2 separate regions of the Mus musculus genome follow, and region 1 is linked to region 2. A link is a loop called in an ENCODE intact Hi-C map of the cell type or tissue named here. Cell type or tissue: gastrocnemius. All regions are shown on one strand.

Region 1 (8,000 bases), 280 kb after region 2:
TCTGCCAGCCTACTTGATAAATCTAGAACAAAAATCCCAACCTGCGGCTACTGTGTCCTTTGGTAATTAGAAAACACACTGGTCATTTATTTTTCAGCCTGAAAGCAACCCGAGGCACAAAGAGAAACAAATTTCATTTTACTCTCTTTTAAAAACAAACAAGCCACTGGAGTTTTCTGATTATAGTTCGCAATCAAATGTCTTCTACAAACACACCCTAACCTGCACAGAGCTGGGGCGGAAGGGGACTGCTAAAAGTGTTTCTGCCCTCACCTACTCCTTGAAAAGAAAGAGAACTGCAGACATTAAAGAAACATCTTGATTCAAAGGGGTCCCGTCTTTTAAACTCTTAGATGCAAGACATTATACCATCTCCCTCGTGGGATTAGGTGTGACTGTCAGGCAGGCTGGGACACTCATAAGGTGATTTGACTGGTCCCGATTTCAAGCCTTTTGCTTCACTGACAGAAGGGTCATGCTACTTACACACTCCAGTGTTTGAGCATCTCTTCTCAGCCACCAGCCCTCCCGGAGACATCAGGCACAGGGCTTTTATTAACCCAGAACCCAGTACTATGTCATTAACCCACTACCCACCATTATGCTTCCAATAATGAGTCTTGCTCTACCCAGTCCTATGAGAAAGGGACAGCCTTTCAACTCAGACTTATGAACCAAAAATTGGAGGTTTTAATAAGTAACTTCCCCAGTATCAAAAACAGCACACAAAGGGAATGGCATCTGATCCGGAGTTCTTGCCCTTGGCCTCTTCTACTTAATTCACTCTAAAAAAGAGAACGACCAAGCACCTGCTTCCAAGGAGTCGGAAATCTCAAGTCTCTCGTTCAAACTTTAAACAATCTACAAAAGTTCTAGTCTATAGCATTTACTATATGAAAGTTTAAACCAGGCAGGGGGTGGCACACCGATGGTTCTAGCACTTGGAAGACTGAGGCAGGAGGATAGAGGGTTTAAGGTAAGCCTGAGCTATATAGCAGGGACCCTGTCCCTAAAACAAGAACAAATAAAAACACATTTTAAAAACAGCAAATAATGAGCTAACTTCTCAGTCAACATCATGGGTGAAACCAATGTTTCAAGAAAAAAAAAAAAAAAGCAGTGTTATCCTTTATGACACTTGTCCCCCAGCCTACTGTTGGCACTCTAAAGTAGCACCAAATAACTCGACCTGCTCAGCATAGGTGATCTTTGTAACGGCTTAACCCAGTCAGTGATCTTTACCCAGATGTTATGAAAGGGACTAAGCTGTGGCATGAATCCCTGGTTTCCTGACTGTGACCACAGTAAGAACTTTATTGGCTCGAATTTCTTTCTCGCTTAGAGAGGGCAGTGAAGTGTCTCCTCATGAAAATGTCTCCTGTTGGGATACCTGAAACCACAGGACAACACAATGTTCAACAAGAGAAGAGAAAACTTACAAAAACTGAGGTGTGGACAGAAAATTCCTTCCTCCCAAGTCCATTGGGTATCTGAACATCAGGAAGAAATAAAGATGGCCGACAAGGTTTCCAATGAGCTCATTGATCACCCTGCAAAGAGAGGCAAGTCAGTGCAAAGACACCCAGGCAACACAGTGAGCTGCAGCAAGCTGGAGCCAAGAGCATGGGAAAGAGTCGTGTTCACTGTCGTCCATTACCGTCCCCGGGAGTCGGCGACAGCTCTACAATGGGCCCTTTTATAGTGAGGGACAAACGTATTCTGAGGGAGAGGGAAATCAGGGCTGAAGAACGAATGAGGCCCACAGCTTCCAGGCCCAAAGCACCTCTGACATACATCTCTTCCAAGACCCCAGTCCATCCTCAAAACATTAGTTTTATTCCAGTATGTCTCAGGAGGTGGGGCAGGCGCAACGCGAGTGAGTTTCTGAGCTCTTGCCTACACACACGATGTTTGTAAAACAGACAAATACGCAGACTACCAAGAGAAGAGCATGGGAGGGAGGAAGATGGACAGCAACCACTGCTCCCACATTTCTGGAGCTGTGGTTTGCATCTCTCTTGCATCGCTGTCAGTGAGATGAGACACACAGAGATCACTTAGGACTGCTGAGCCTTGCCCTGCATCCTAAAGTCAGTACTGACTCTTCAGGTCTCCCAGGCTCACACAGGCACCTGCAGCAGCCACGGCTGCTATTTACATATCCTTCTTCCATCTTTACCCACGTGATTCTTGCCGGAGCAAACGAACACCTGCAACTTCCCACACTCTGCCCGAGTAGTAGGGGAGCCGAGAGAGGCTGACCAATGTCAAAAGGTGCTAAGCTCTACAATGTCCTTCTCTTCAGGCCACTCACTTCTCTCTGGAAATACACAGGAGTAGTAAGGACCATCTAGCTCCAATACATCAGGCTCTAAGAAGGGTTAGGACTTTTGCAATCTACTAACTCTTGAAAAATTGGTAAGAAAGAAATGAGAGCTCTTAAAATCTCTACCTTGGGTTTTGTTTTGGGTTTGGTTTATTCGAGATAGGGTTTAGCTATGTAACCCTGGCTGGCCCACCTGCCTCTGCTTCCCAAGTGCTGCAATTAAAGGTGTGTGCCACCTATCATGCAGAGGAAGGCTCTTCTCATTCTTAAAGATTTAAAATACATATCTGTAACTGTTGTGCATGCCTATGTGTATACACAGCATGGGCACAAGCACAGAGGGGCTGGAGATATCAGAGACCCCTGGAGCTAAGGTTACAGGCAGTTGTGCGCTGCCCACCATGCGTGCTGGGAACCAAACTTAGATCCTCTGCAAGAGCAATCTCTGCTCTTAACCACTGTGTGGTCTCCCCAGACAGCTCCTTCTAAAAGGTCCCTCTCTAAACTTAAGACTGGAAACATGAAAGGGTTTCCTACATCTCAGTACCAACTCCAGACCAACGGAGGAGAAATTTGACCCTGCCTAACAAAGTTCTACACCATCAAACCATGTACAGAGGTACTTCTCATCTAGAAATCTCCATTTCTATGGCAGTAGCCATTTCCAAGGCATTCTGGGAGTGTCTGAAAACAAGCAGTAATCTTCCAGATAAGATCCGAAGACAAACCAAGGCAAGTAAGTTCTGTATTTGCCCAGTATGGATACTGAATCCAGACAGGCATATATTTATTCAAACAAATAGGTCTAGAAACACAATGTGTCTAGTGACAAGCTAACAAAATGATAGCCATCCAATGTCAAAGGTGCTTACATCCTGTAGTGCAACCAATTATATCCAAACACCTTTCTCTCTAAGGTTCTAACATATCAACACTCAGTCTTTAAAGTCTTTAAAAGCCTAAGAAAGGAAAATAAAAATGAATCAAGTTTCCCAAGGATTAGTCTCCAGATAAATAAATCTAACATTACTTACGAGCCTCCAATGATATAGTTGAATCCAAGGATAACCCAAGGTAAGTAACAGGCCTAGGAAAGAGGACACAGATGTGAACAGCCGAGTCTGAAAACACATGGCACCTGGGGAACTGAAAATGGGGAGAAAGTAGTGACCAGGGCTTTACAGAAATCACTAGGTCACTACAAAATTTCTCAAATCTAAGGCCGGCCCTACTGCACTTACATCTTCCTATCTAAAACTAAACTTATTTGTCCTACTAAGTTAATATTCACAAGGAAACTAACAAGTATCTTATGGATGACAGTAAAAACACCCCAAACAGAACCACTGGAAGACTTCAAAAGCGATTGTTATAAGTAATTAACTTGAATTTTTATCTAACATTGTGTGTGAATGTCCTGAACTAACAGTCTCCCAACAAGATATTAGGGTTCCAGATCTGACACCCTAGACCAAACTTAAGCTGAGTGAACTTCAATGGAACTTCAGAAACTAGTAAAAGGGAGCTTAAAAATAGTTATGAGTCTAACTGGGGTAAGTAGTAGCCCGCAGACTAGACAAGTCTAACTCCAGCCAGGAGCTCAAGCAACATTCAGTTCTATAATTACAGGTCGTCGTTACAGGTAGAAAACAGCAAACTCCAGGAACATAGGGGGTGCTATTCTAGGTACAGTATGTGGCACCTAATAGGAAGTGCAGGAGTGACAAAAAGATTAGAAATCGCGGGTTTCTGCATGTTGTCTCTCTTGTAATCCCTCTTGTGTGCTCGACCCCTCTCTCTCTCCACACACACACACACACACACACACACACACACACACACACACACACACACACACACACACACACACGATCACTGAGGGGCATATCCCTGAAGAGGCTTAGAGGGTTTGGAAGTAACAACAGCAAGGGATGCTGGGATGCTAGGAGCAGGACTGAGGAGGGGGAGGCAGACGCCTGCCTGTGGTACACTACTCTGCAGCGACCCCTTCTGGAAGTGTCAGAAGGTACACATCTGAGCTCAGGCAAGATTACCACAGACTAAGTTCCACTGAGCTATATATTCCTCAGAGGTAAACTACCTTAAATCGCGTTCCGAACCAGAACGACACGATCAGGTCTCTGTTCAGCTGGGCCCAGACGTAGAGCACTGACATGATCAGAGGGATCATCAGCAGCTGCAAAGGAAGTCAGGACAGGAAGCTCAGCGCCACAGGCACGAAACAAGGCTTAATGTGACTGCCTGCCTATCCTGCCCACCTCCCAAACTGCACAGGAAACCCTAATGTCACAATCACAAACTAACCGCATTATTTATCATACAATGAATGCCATAAAAATCTATGATCAATACATGAACTCAGAAACATCAGTTCAAGCTGTTATTTGAAGGAAAAAAATATTTTCCTTAACTATCTAATCTATTTTCAATGAATACATAACCCCACACACACCCAGGAAATACTGCATAACCATTACTCTGAGCATTCAAGCATAAGCCAGAAATGAACAAGGAAGCCAATGGTTAGATATGCCTACAAGAGCCTCAAAGGCTTAGCTAACAGTATAATCAGTTCTCATTCTATGCATTCAATGTAATCCCAACTTCTGAAACATACAGAAGGGCAAATAGTTGAAAGTCTTACCTGCATATCCATTGCTAAGCCAGTAATCTTGGTTTGTAAAGTCAAGGATCATATGCAGAAAGTATTCTATAGATACCAAGGCTGAGCTGCTCATTTCTCTCCAGTGAACGTCACTACACTGTTCCAAAGGAAAACACTTTCTAACTATCAGATTACTCAAGATATAGGAACACACAAAAGTTCTGATCACTGCAGAAATATCCACTCGCCAGTACAGTCAGTAGAGCAGGAGACATGGAAATGAACAGCCTCACCATGACCTGCTCACCTGGTATCTTCTTCTACACCCTACTACTATTTTACTATTTAGCATTCAACTACAGGATAGACAGATCTGTGCATTTGAAACAAATGCTTACACTCAGGGACAGCTTTTTTTTTTTTTTTTTTTTTTCTCCATTCTCTTAAAGGAGAGGGAGTATTCCAGGCCTTTATGTTTCTGGCTCTTGATCAACTTTAAACAGTCGTCAGGTCCAACTGTTTGCTTATCAATAGTGCCTCACACAGAGATAGACCATGCCCAGAGGGGGGTGCTTTATGGACTAGATTGTTATTTAGGACCAAAAGATGGACAGCAACGAAGTCATGAAATGATGCTGGCTGTAAATTAATTTCTGGAAAGAACCAGAAAGCTGTCTTGTGGCTGGCATGGAATATCTGTGCTTCAGTCAACAAACTGTCATCCCAGGGAACACAGAGAACTGGGCTCAAGGAGACAGCAATAAAATTCCACTGAATATGGATAAAAATCCCAGAGACTCCAGTGAGAGAAGGCATCTCCAAAACATGGGATTTACCCTGGCTTCAAAGACAGAACCTGATATTCTCATTATTAACTATAGTTTTTAAAAGGTATCAAAACTGATTTAAATCGTTTTTAGAATACTATTTCCCAAAACCTTAAAAGGGAAGTAGGGAGTTCATTATGGCCTGAGCAGCCCTGAAGGATACAACGATGCAGATCCAGTTAAAGAGAAGCATGAATAAATAGTCTGCTGGCCTCCCGTCAAAAGCTCCTGGAAACAAACACAAGGCAAACATCAGGCTTTAGAACTGGGGAACAAAGTAGCCTCTACAGAGAAAAATACTTTAAAAATAATACTGAAGACATTTAACATCACTTCTTTAAAACAAAAAGTGTGACCTTTGGGACATAGGAGCACCTATCTGCAAAACAGAGGACTAAGCAGGATAGCGTGGACGACTCCTCTCTACGGCAATGCTCACAGCAGCACTAGTCACGGCAGCCACGAAATGGATTAAACCAAGGGCCCATCAACATTATCTATATAACTGACAACAATGAGGGATGAACTACATCTACATGCTACGTAGGAGAACCTTAAAATGACACTAAGTAAAAGAAACAGTCACAAAAGATCACAGATGGTATGATCCTATCACAATTATTACAAGAAATTACTAGTACAGGCGACTCTAAAAAGCAGAAAGGGAACAGAAGTTTCCTATGGCTTGCATGGAAGATGGATTGAAGGAAATGGGCAATACTAACAGATATAGACTTTAGAGGCAAAGAAATGTTGTAAATGGATTATGATAATGGCTGCACAATTCTACAAACGTATTAACTGAATTTAAACTCAAATGAGGAAGCTAGATGGGATGTAAGATTAACATCCTCCACTGGAATCCATGGAAGATGGGAGCTGAGAGCTTCCCTGTATACTAAAACCTACAAATATCCACAATCCTTAGATAAAATGGTATAATATTTGCATAGAACCTAGATATTCTGACCTATACTGTAAGATAGATCACATTCCCTATGGTCCCTTTTACAATGTAAATTGTGTACCACCAGTTGCTACAATGTGTTGTTTAATAAGTAATGACAAGGAGGAAACTGTACAAGTTCAGTAGACTTATTTTCCAGCTATTCCAAATGTTTCAGGCAGCTGACTCATGACACAGAACCCACAGATAAAGAGAGCAACTTTTTATCTCAAAGAAACTGTTTCAAAAGTGCCTCTCAGTTTCAACATTCCAGAGCGCTCTGACTGGAAATAAAGGGAAGCAACTTCTAAAGATAAAAGCAAACAAAACCAACCAGTCATCTAGCACGGCAGGTTCTCTTGCCTGTTTTTCATACACAAAATATTACAGCAGCTTACGTTATCTGACCAAGTTAATAAAGTGGGTAAATGGACTCAAAAACACAGATAAACAAGAGCAGAAGGTGGCCAGAGAATCTCACAATTATATCAGATCTAGCTCCACATCAGAAAGAGTCCTTAAGGCCTGACTTCAGAGCTATGCTGGGTAGCAATGAGTGAAAGAGAATTATATGTGACATTCTGCTTCAAATAACCAAGGCAAGAGCGCTGATACAGACAAAACCAGATATGATGGGGGGACGACAGTCAAGGAGACTCACACCAACATATACCACAATATGAGTGAATTGTAACAGGAGTCTGCACTAACAAAGCCAACACTGAGTTAAAGAAGCTGGTCACAAACTACATTAAACATGGCCCACACAGGCAAATCCACACAGGAAGTAGACTGGTAATAGCCAGGAGCTGGGGGAGGGGTACTTTGGGTCTACTACAGGGGTGCTAATGAAAACATTGTGAAATTAAATTGCTGTGATGGTTACAAAAGCGTTAAAAAAAAACACTGAATCATAGGCTCACAAAAGGTTAAAATGTGATGTGAGATGAATTTTTCTCAGTAAGAAGAAAAAGGTTCACTGGTCTTTTTCTCTAAGAAGACCCTGTATATGTTTACATTTTCCATAGGAAAAGCTCACAGCTTGTCACGGATCAGCCACACTTCACCCAGTATGTACTACACTGGTGTTTAAAGTAAGAGCTACTCCAACAACTTCATCATCACTTAGACGAAATGGAAGAGCAGAATGCTAAGCGACTGCTCCTCACTGCTCTACTCAGCACTACCACCAAGAACTGAACAAGGGAGAGTGAAACCCAAAGGTTCTGGGAGGCAGGAGAGCCCTGGTACACTTCAGGAGGGCTCTGGTATGGT
Region 2 (8,000 bases):
AGGTTAAAGAAAGAGGTCAGGAAGAATCTAGAAGTTTCTTCCCAATACTGATGGGCTTGAGTTTCTAAACTAGAAGGACACATTAAATGTTAATTCTTGGGCAAATGGATGTATCTGGAGGATATCATCCTGAGTGAAGTAACCCAATCACAAAAGAAGTCACTTGATATGCACTCACTGATAAGTGGATATTAGCCCAGAAACCTAGAATACCCAAGATGCAACTTCCAAAACACAAGAAAATCAAGCAGGAAGACCAACTAGTGGATACCTCATTCCTTCCTAGAATAGGGAATAAAATATCCATAGAAGGAGTTGCAGAGACAAAGTTTAGAGCTAAGACAAAAGGATGGACTATCCAGAGACTGCCCCACCCGGGGGGTCCATCCCATAATCAGCCACCAAACGCAGACACTATTGCATACACCAGCAAGATTTTGCTGAAAGGACCCTGATATAGCTGTCTCCTGTGAGGCTTTGCCAGTGCCTGGCAAATACAGAAGTGGATGCTCACAGTCATCTATAGGATGGAACACAGGGCCCCCAATGTAGGAGCTAGAGAAAGTACCTACGAGCTGAAGGGGTCTGCAACCCTATAGGTGGAACAACAGTATGTACTAATCAGTACCCCCAGAACTCCTGTCTCTAGCTACATATGTAGCAGAAGATGGCCTAACTGGCCATCATAGGGAAGAGAGGCCCCTTCGTCTAGCAAACTTTATATGACCCAGTACTGGGTCAAGAAGTGGGAGTGAGTGGTTAGGGGAGCAGGGCAAGGGGAGGGTATAGGGGACTTTTGGGATTGCATTTGAAATGTAAATGAAGAAAATATCCAATAAAAAAAAGAAAAATGTTCATAACAACAGAGCAAGTGCATGTTAGGGATAATCACCTCTAATTTCGAAGACAATATCAAGTTAAAGATACAATACTGAACATTTCAAAAAGAACTCTTCAGATTCAAGGTGAGTCTGGATCTCCCCATAGCTATTCTAGACGTGAACCGCTGCAGATGAAAACAGCCCTGGGTATCTGTAGAAAGGGTCTATGGATATAGAAAACATTACCTAAACATGAGGTGGAAGAAGAGTATTTCATGTGTGGAGGGTCTTGCTATGGCTTGAATCTCTTTTGTCCCGTAAAAGCTGACGGTCATTTTGGTCCCTGGAGCAGCAATGTGTGAGGTGGTAGAACTTTTAATGGATAAGATCTGGTAGGAACTACCAGAGATCACTGACGGGAGATGGCTCTCAGAAGTAATTAATAATATTCATCTAGGTTCTGGTAATGGTGAGTTGTTTTTAAAATAATAATAATAATAAAAGCTTTTTCAAAAGTGCAGACACTATTCAGTCCAGTCTAGCCTTCTATATAGCCGTATGGTTTCTCCTCATACATGTTGACATTATAATGTCATATAGCCGTATGGTTTCTCCTCATACATGTTGACATTATAATGCCATCCACTATGCAGTGCCATAGCCAAGAGGCCAAGAAGCTACTGGCACCTGTGTTCCTGAACCTCTAGAATTGGGGTGAATACCTCTGCCTCTTTTTTTAAAATAACACAATATGCAATCACAGGTGTTTTATTGGTACAACCAAAAGGTCACCTTTCTAAAATTATAAGGTGAACCTAGAAAAAGAATGTGAGGAAGCTTTGAAATAAGAATATCAATCTGATAGTGAAGAAGGGAGTCCCAGGGATGCAGGGAAAGGGGGTTTGAGTATAGTCGTGAAGTCAGACTACAGGTAAGAAGGGGAAAAAATAGTGCAGGGGAGAACAGCTCAGATGGGCACAGGATGGATGACCCAATGACACAATAGCATGCCTGATGTGAACTAATGCGCTAAGGAGAGGGTTAAACTATTAAGCAGTTTGGGATGAATTAATGACAGAAATCAAAGTGGTTACCAACTCCAAGTTATCCTGATGCCATTCACAACAACAGAAGTAATGGTGCTTTGGCTCTGAATAGAGTCCATGTAGATGGGATATTGCATTCAGTAAACATTAGCCTGAGCAGATTACAAGTGGAATAATGACTGTGCCAATGTGGGGATGATCAGCAAATGTGCAATAGCTGTCATAATTGGAGCTGAAATATACTGCTTAAAGTTATCCGTACACTTAACAGTATCACAAAGGTCATGTCAAAATAACCAATGAAAAGTGTTGAGTCTGCTCGTTCTAGGAAACAGGGAATCATGCGGGCTGGGAGTATGGTGGTTTTCAACTGGACTTTCGAAATTGTTTGATCCTGAAAGTTACTACATGTAAAACTTTGGTTTAAAAAAATATGGAATGAAGTTTGAAATGATCCTGCATCCACAAGAAATTAAAAGATTGATTTTACTGTGACTCCCTCTGCATTGTGCACACATACACACACAGAGAGCCATTTGGATGATCTATTCTGCGAAGCATCTAAAGGCATGAAAATATTTCAGGGAAGTGTTAATGATGGCCTGTACCAATCTGTCTTTTGTAAATAATTTATCAGTCAAGTATACTAATTAGAGATAGGAGAAGCAATTGACATAGCAGCCCATCAATCAACAGCATTTGCTGCTCATATATTGAATACAGCAATAGACAGTCAACATTCTGGAAACTGAAAAAAAAAAAAAAACAAGTATATGATATAGTTCCTGGCACTAAAATCTTATTATTCTAGGAAACATATGGGGCATGAACATCTATAAAGTTAGATGGCAGTCCAAATTTATAAATACCATGTTACCAAAAAAGTTAAAGTTATAAAATGATGCCGGTAACTTTTGTGAAAGCACAGAAATATTGTTGAGAAGAAAGATAGAACATGATGCAGGGAATGAACCTCTGCAAAGGAGGTCTGGAAAGGTCGAGAAAGATGGTCTGGATTTGAATGTGTGGGGTGAGATGGGAAGTCTTTAACACATGGACCCAGGAAAGCAAGAGGCAGTCTTGGTACCATGAGAAGACTGCGGGATCTAAGGAAGCAGGTATCTGCTCACCAAGATGCAAAGGCAGTTAAGTTAGATGCTGGCCTATAGAAAACAAGTTATTCAGAAGCAGGTAATCCTGTCATCTCTAGTGAAGCCAAGACTCCAGTCAGTTGTTCAGTGAAGATGTGTGTCCATCCTTTATTGGCATCAGCAAGTCTCAGGGAAGTTTCTGATCCATGTGACAGTCCAGAGTTCCCTGGAAATAGCAATTACCTGTTATCAAAATCACTAATCGGCATCACAGAGAATCTTCCATAAATACTAAAAATGCACTTAACAGTTTCTGTACGTCAATGAAGGCACAAGGCTGGGCCTTATTGGAGAAGATGTCCATTAAGGAGAAAGTTCAAACACACTACTTTGCCAACAGCCTTCCAACTAAGATAAAAGCTAGTTCAATTCAAACGAAGGAAAGAAAGAGATAAACAAGTTAATAAAACAAGCATTTTTTACATTTATGTAATGCTTAGATTTCTTTAATGAAAACTATATCTGTGGGATATACAAAATATCACCTGGTTAAATAAAAAGTGATGACAAGTATTTAAACTACAAATCTGTTTGATTTATAATTAAAACCCCTGAATAATATGTAAGTATACAATCTTCATGTCACAAAGATGTATCAATGCTGTATCCATCAAAGTCCAGAAGAGGGCAGCCAAGAGCTGCTCCGGTGGACCTAGCCCCATACCCACTTGGCACCACAAAGGTCAATCCGCCCTCACCCTCTGCACTGAGGAGCCCGGAATCAGCTTGTAAAGATGTAAAAGTTGGTGAAAGATACAGACGTGGGGAACGTAGGCCAAAGGAACCCAAGGCATATGAAGTGCCGGCCCAAGAACCATGGAAAAAACAGAATGGAAAATAGATATAAAGTAGCCGAGGGTTGGAGGAACACGTTTGTTTGTTCGTTTGTTTGTTCGTTCCGGAGGCCAGCAGCCCTGATCAAAATCTTCCCATGGCTCTCTGCTTCCCATCACAAAAGTTCAGCCTAAAACAAGGTCCTGCCATCATCGAACATTTTGGGGTTCACTGAGCTTTTCGTTACACGTTCGGGGTTCCAAGCAAACCACGGGTATTATTCCCTGTGACTTTCATTCTCTATGTCTTTATCTCTCCTGCTTCTTCATTTCTTCATCCAGACAGTAAGTCCGTGTCAATGACCAGAAGGAAGGAAACAGGGTGTAGCAGAAAGACATTCACCTTCAAAGCTTCCATGATGAGGCAAATGGGAATACACATGTCATGAGCTACAGAGAACATGTCAAGGAGGTTAGAAGCCAAATCCAGCTCCTAGAAAAGGCTTCTCAGAAGAGGTGGCAATCCCCCTGTGGTCCCCTGGCCTCTACTCTCTACATGTCTGATCCTTCAGTGCACACTGGACTCATTGGCTATTTTCATCTGCCTGTCTGCCTTTTCCTACTTTTTTTTCTCCCTCTGCCCTTTTAGAAATATGCCCCTCATTTTCATTCAGTAGAGCTTGATTGACAGCTACACAGCTCTGGCCAAATCTTGGTCCATGATGCGAGAAAGGTTGTTCAGGAAGTATGTCTCTAGACCAGTCAATCAGGTCTCTTCCCTGGACCCCACAGCCTCAATTAGGAATGAAGATAGCTCCCTCCTCCTCTAGACTAGATGAGTCTGCCTGAAGAGCAGAGACAGTTTCAGACACAGAACCATGTCTTTTGTCTCATAGAGTATCCTGAGATAATGAGCTGGAGACAGAGAAAACTGTGTGTGTGTGTGTGTGTGTGTGTGAGAGAGAGAGAGAGAGAGAGAGAGAGAGAGAGAGAGAGAGAGAGTTGACCCACTCAAATCCAAAAATTCATTTGTCCTGAGTTAGGGCTGTGCCTGTGCTAAGCTGCATAGCATAAACCGAGCTCATCCAAAAAGATACTTACTTGTCTTAAGTGGACTCAAAAGGCCAGAAGCAAGATCTTCTCCAGGCTCTGCAAAGACATCAAAGAACAGTGTCCTTGTGGAATTTATTAGAAGAACCTCATCATACTCCCAGGAGAAGACCACATACACAATCCAGACCAGAAGAGAAAAAGAAATGTGCCCTGCCTGGCTGTACTGTCGTCTCACCACATGGCTACATGCTCATCCCCAAAGAAAGCCCCTTGAAAATAAGGGTTGCATTTCTTTATTTCAATCCACTAGCCTGATTATTGGTTGAATTTCATTCGGTCTGACCACACAGGACAAAACAAAGCATGTGCGAGCGCGCGAGCGCATACACACACACCTCCTTTTCGTAGGACACATCTGTCTCGACCAATATTCTACCCTTACACTATCCTTATATGAAATTCAATTCCTCCTTGCCCTACTGCATCCAATTTACTTCTAGAAGATTCCAGAGTAACACAGTACAGAGAAACTTTCTAAGTACTACATACAGTAAATTAAATAATAGTTAAAGCAATCTAGTTTCAAACAAATATTGCTCAGCCCACCCCCATGGTCCAATGGCCCCACCCCTCACATGGCTGCATCTTTAATTGTGTGTCCGATGCTATTAGGTTTTGCTTGAGCTTCAACATCCATGCACAACAAGAAAAATTTACTCAACAGCTAGTAGATGCCGAGTGCTTTAAACACATGGAAAATATACCCAAGGGAAGAACGGGGACTTGTGATTTTGATGTGGCTTGGTTTGTTGTTGGGTTTTTTTTTTAACTGTGTATATTACTGCTTTTCCTTTATAAACACTTTTAGAAGAGGCTAGTGAAGGAATTTGGCATGTAATTTACAAATACATGTATATCTATTTGAGAAAGTGGAAAGTTGTATGTACATATATAATTACATATATCATTTCATGTAGGAGAAATTTCTGAATGTGATGATTGCAGACTCTTACGGAATATATGTTGGTGAATGAAGTCTAGGGTAAAATAACTTTTGTTCAACTTTGGAAACTACAGACATTATTAAATAATTGTCCCTTCGCTAAAATTCTCCTCTGCACTCACCCATTCACACACCAAAGTGAAAAACCCTGGCCTGCAGCCCTTCCCAGGCCTTCAGCCATTATCTCATCTCCACACTGCCTCCACAAAAGCCTCCTGAAGGGCAAAGGGGGACCAGAGGGAAACAGACTTCCCATAGCAGGTGTGCCCACCACTCCACCAGCTGGCAATGGTACCCCCATAACAGCAGGGGGAGAGGCTGTTTCCATTGGCAGTTTTAAGATAGCATTCTCTAAGGAATGTCACCTGTCTTCAGCATCCAAAACCTTGCAAGTAGTAAGTGAATGTTGTGTATTTGGACATGGTAAGAATAGATGAGGGGTGCCGTCCTCACTCATAGAGAAGAATACACACACACACACTCTCTCTCACACACACACACACACACACACACACACACACACACACCAGGCACTGTGCTTGGTTGCTGGTTCAGTTGTGTGTGTCCTACTTATGTCCCCAGCAAAACTTGCCTGTGTGCTGCTCACAAAAGTGTCTAGTATTACTGAGAAACTGAAACTTTATTTTAATTCAATTCGATGTAAAATTTTACAACATAAAATACAGCTATTGGAAAACTTGACGTCTGTCTGAAACAAAATGGGGGGAGAATGAATTTGTATGTTTTTCAGCTCTAAGTTTTATCAACCTGAAATACCAATTAATTTTTTATAAAAATATGTTGTCCAGTTGAAATGTCAGTAAAATTCACAGAATAGTCTGGGCGTTTCATGTAAACATGCAGAATATCTCATTCACAAGGTTTCTTCAGGTAATATGTACAAAAATAATAACATCTTGGATGTCTTGGTTACACTCAACCAAATTTATCAAAATTGACTTTGCAAGTTTCTGTTTCCTTTTTATAGTGTAGTAACTAGGAACTTTATCTGCCTGTGTCCCTTACTTTTGTGTCCCAGGGACCAAAATACCTTCTTACAAAAACAGGTTGAGAAAGATTTATTTTGACTCAGGGTTTCAACCCATCCTAGTTCCTGATGGCAGAAGCTTGCAGCTCGGTGGAGATTCCTCATGCATCACATGACAGTGACAGACAGACAGACAGACAAGAACAGCAGAAAACAGACAGGTGTAATGTATGAAGTCTTTTTCTTAATAACCCACTTCCCTCAGCCAAGTCCCACCTTCCAAAGTTTCTTCACTCCAAAAAAACAGTGCTGCCAGCTAACTAACAAGCATTTAAACCATGAACCTATGAGGACCAAGTCAGATGGAAACAAACCACATGAATCCTGTTTCTTTTGGATATTCTTATAGATAGCAGTCTTCCCAATGATTGCTCCAATTGTCTCTTGCATTAGGAGAACAGCCACCCCTGACAGGGAGTCTCTCCCAGAATCAACAAGAGAGCATCTCTTCTGGTTTTGTTCCTGTTGCTATGACAAAGCAACCTGGGGGAGGGCTGGTTTATTTGGCTTACAATTCCAAGTTACAGGGAAATCAAGGCAGGGACTCAAGGTAGCTTTTCATATCACATCAAAGAGCACACAGAGGATAAATCAACGCATGCTAACTTGCTCAAATAGCTTTTTATACTCTATTCAGTTCTGGGCTCACCCTATGAAATGGTGCCACCAACATTCAGGGTTGGTATTGACCCCCCCCCCTTTTTTTTAAATGCCTCACAAGTACAACCACAGATTAACTCTATCTAAGAAATGCCTCATTGAGACTCTCTTCTTGGATGACAAAATAACCATAAAGCATCCTCAGCAGAAACAACTCAACATTCAGAGGCCATGATAAGGGAGAGAGAAAGGTAGGAGTAGGAAGTGCACTTCTGATTCCCATCTCTGATACCAGGGTCCCAGCCAGTCATAGGATCCTTATAGACCCATAAATAGTCCTCTTGAGATCCAGGGATGAGAAATGCATGACCCTGGCCCTCCAGGGATATGTGACTCTGTAGAATGGTGGCATGCAGAAGCATCTAATTCACCCAAAGGAGAAAAGGGAACATGGACACAAGGCTGCAGTAACATCAGGCATCTCTCCAGCTGGCATATATCTCTG

Evidence for each region. Peaks named below come from ENCODE experiments on the same cell type or tissue, not always from the same donor. Only the 100,000 strongest peaks of a DNase experiment are listed, where the experiment ranks them.
Region 1: it touches region 2 in a loop (4-fold over the local background); 10 of 42 quality-filtered maps call a loop at or near these places.

What each region holds. Positions count from the first base shown.
Region 1 is chr15:57,874,058-57,882,057 of GRCm38, forward strand. Derl1 (Der1-like domain family, member 1) reads right to left here. Exons shown (of 8, transcript NM_024207.4): 3 at 5,943-6,007; 4 at 4,992-5,018; 5 at 4,428-4,523; 6 at 3,361-3,413; 7 at 1,440-1,550. Among named protein-coding and RNA genes, the nearest start is that of Derl1, 14 kb to the right of the region's middle. In gastrocnemius, a CTCF peak has its summit at 4,339 (motif pointing left); a DNase peak (open chromatin) is centred at 4,324; H3K27ac peaks cover 630 bases.
Region 2 is chr15:57,597,093-57,605,092 of GRCm38, forward strand. Gm35682 (a long non-coding RNA gene) reads right to left here. Exons shown (of 4, transcript XR_384108.2): 2 at 4,893-4,940; 3 at 2,998-3,184. Among named protein-coding and RNA genes, the nearest start is that of Gm35771, 22 kb to the left of the region's middle. In gastrocnemius, a CTCF peak has its summit at 3,634 (motif pointing right); DNase peaks (open chromatin) are centred at 3,667 and 6,108; H3K4me3 peaks cover 224 bases.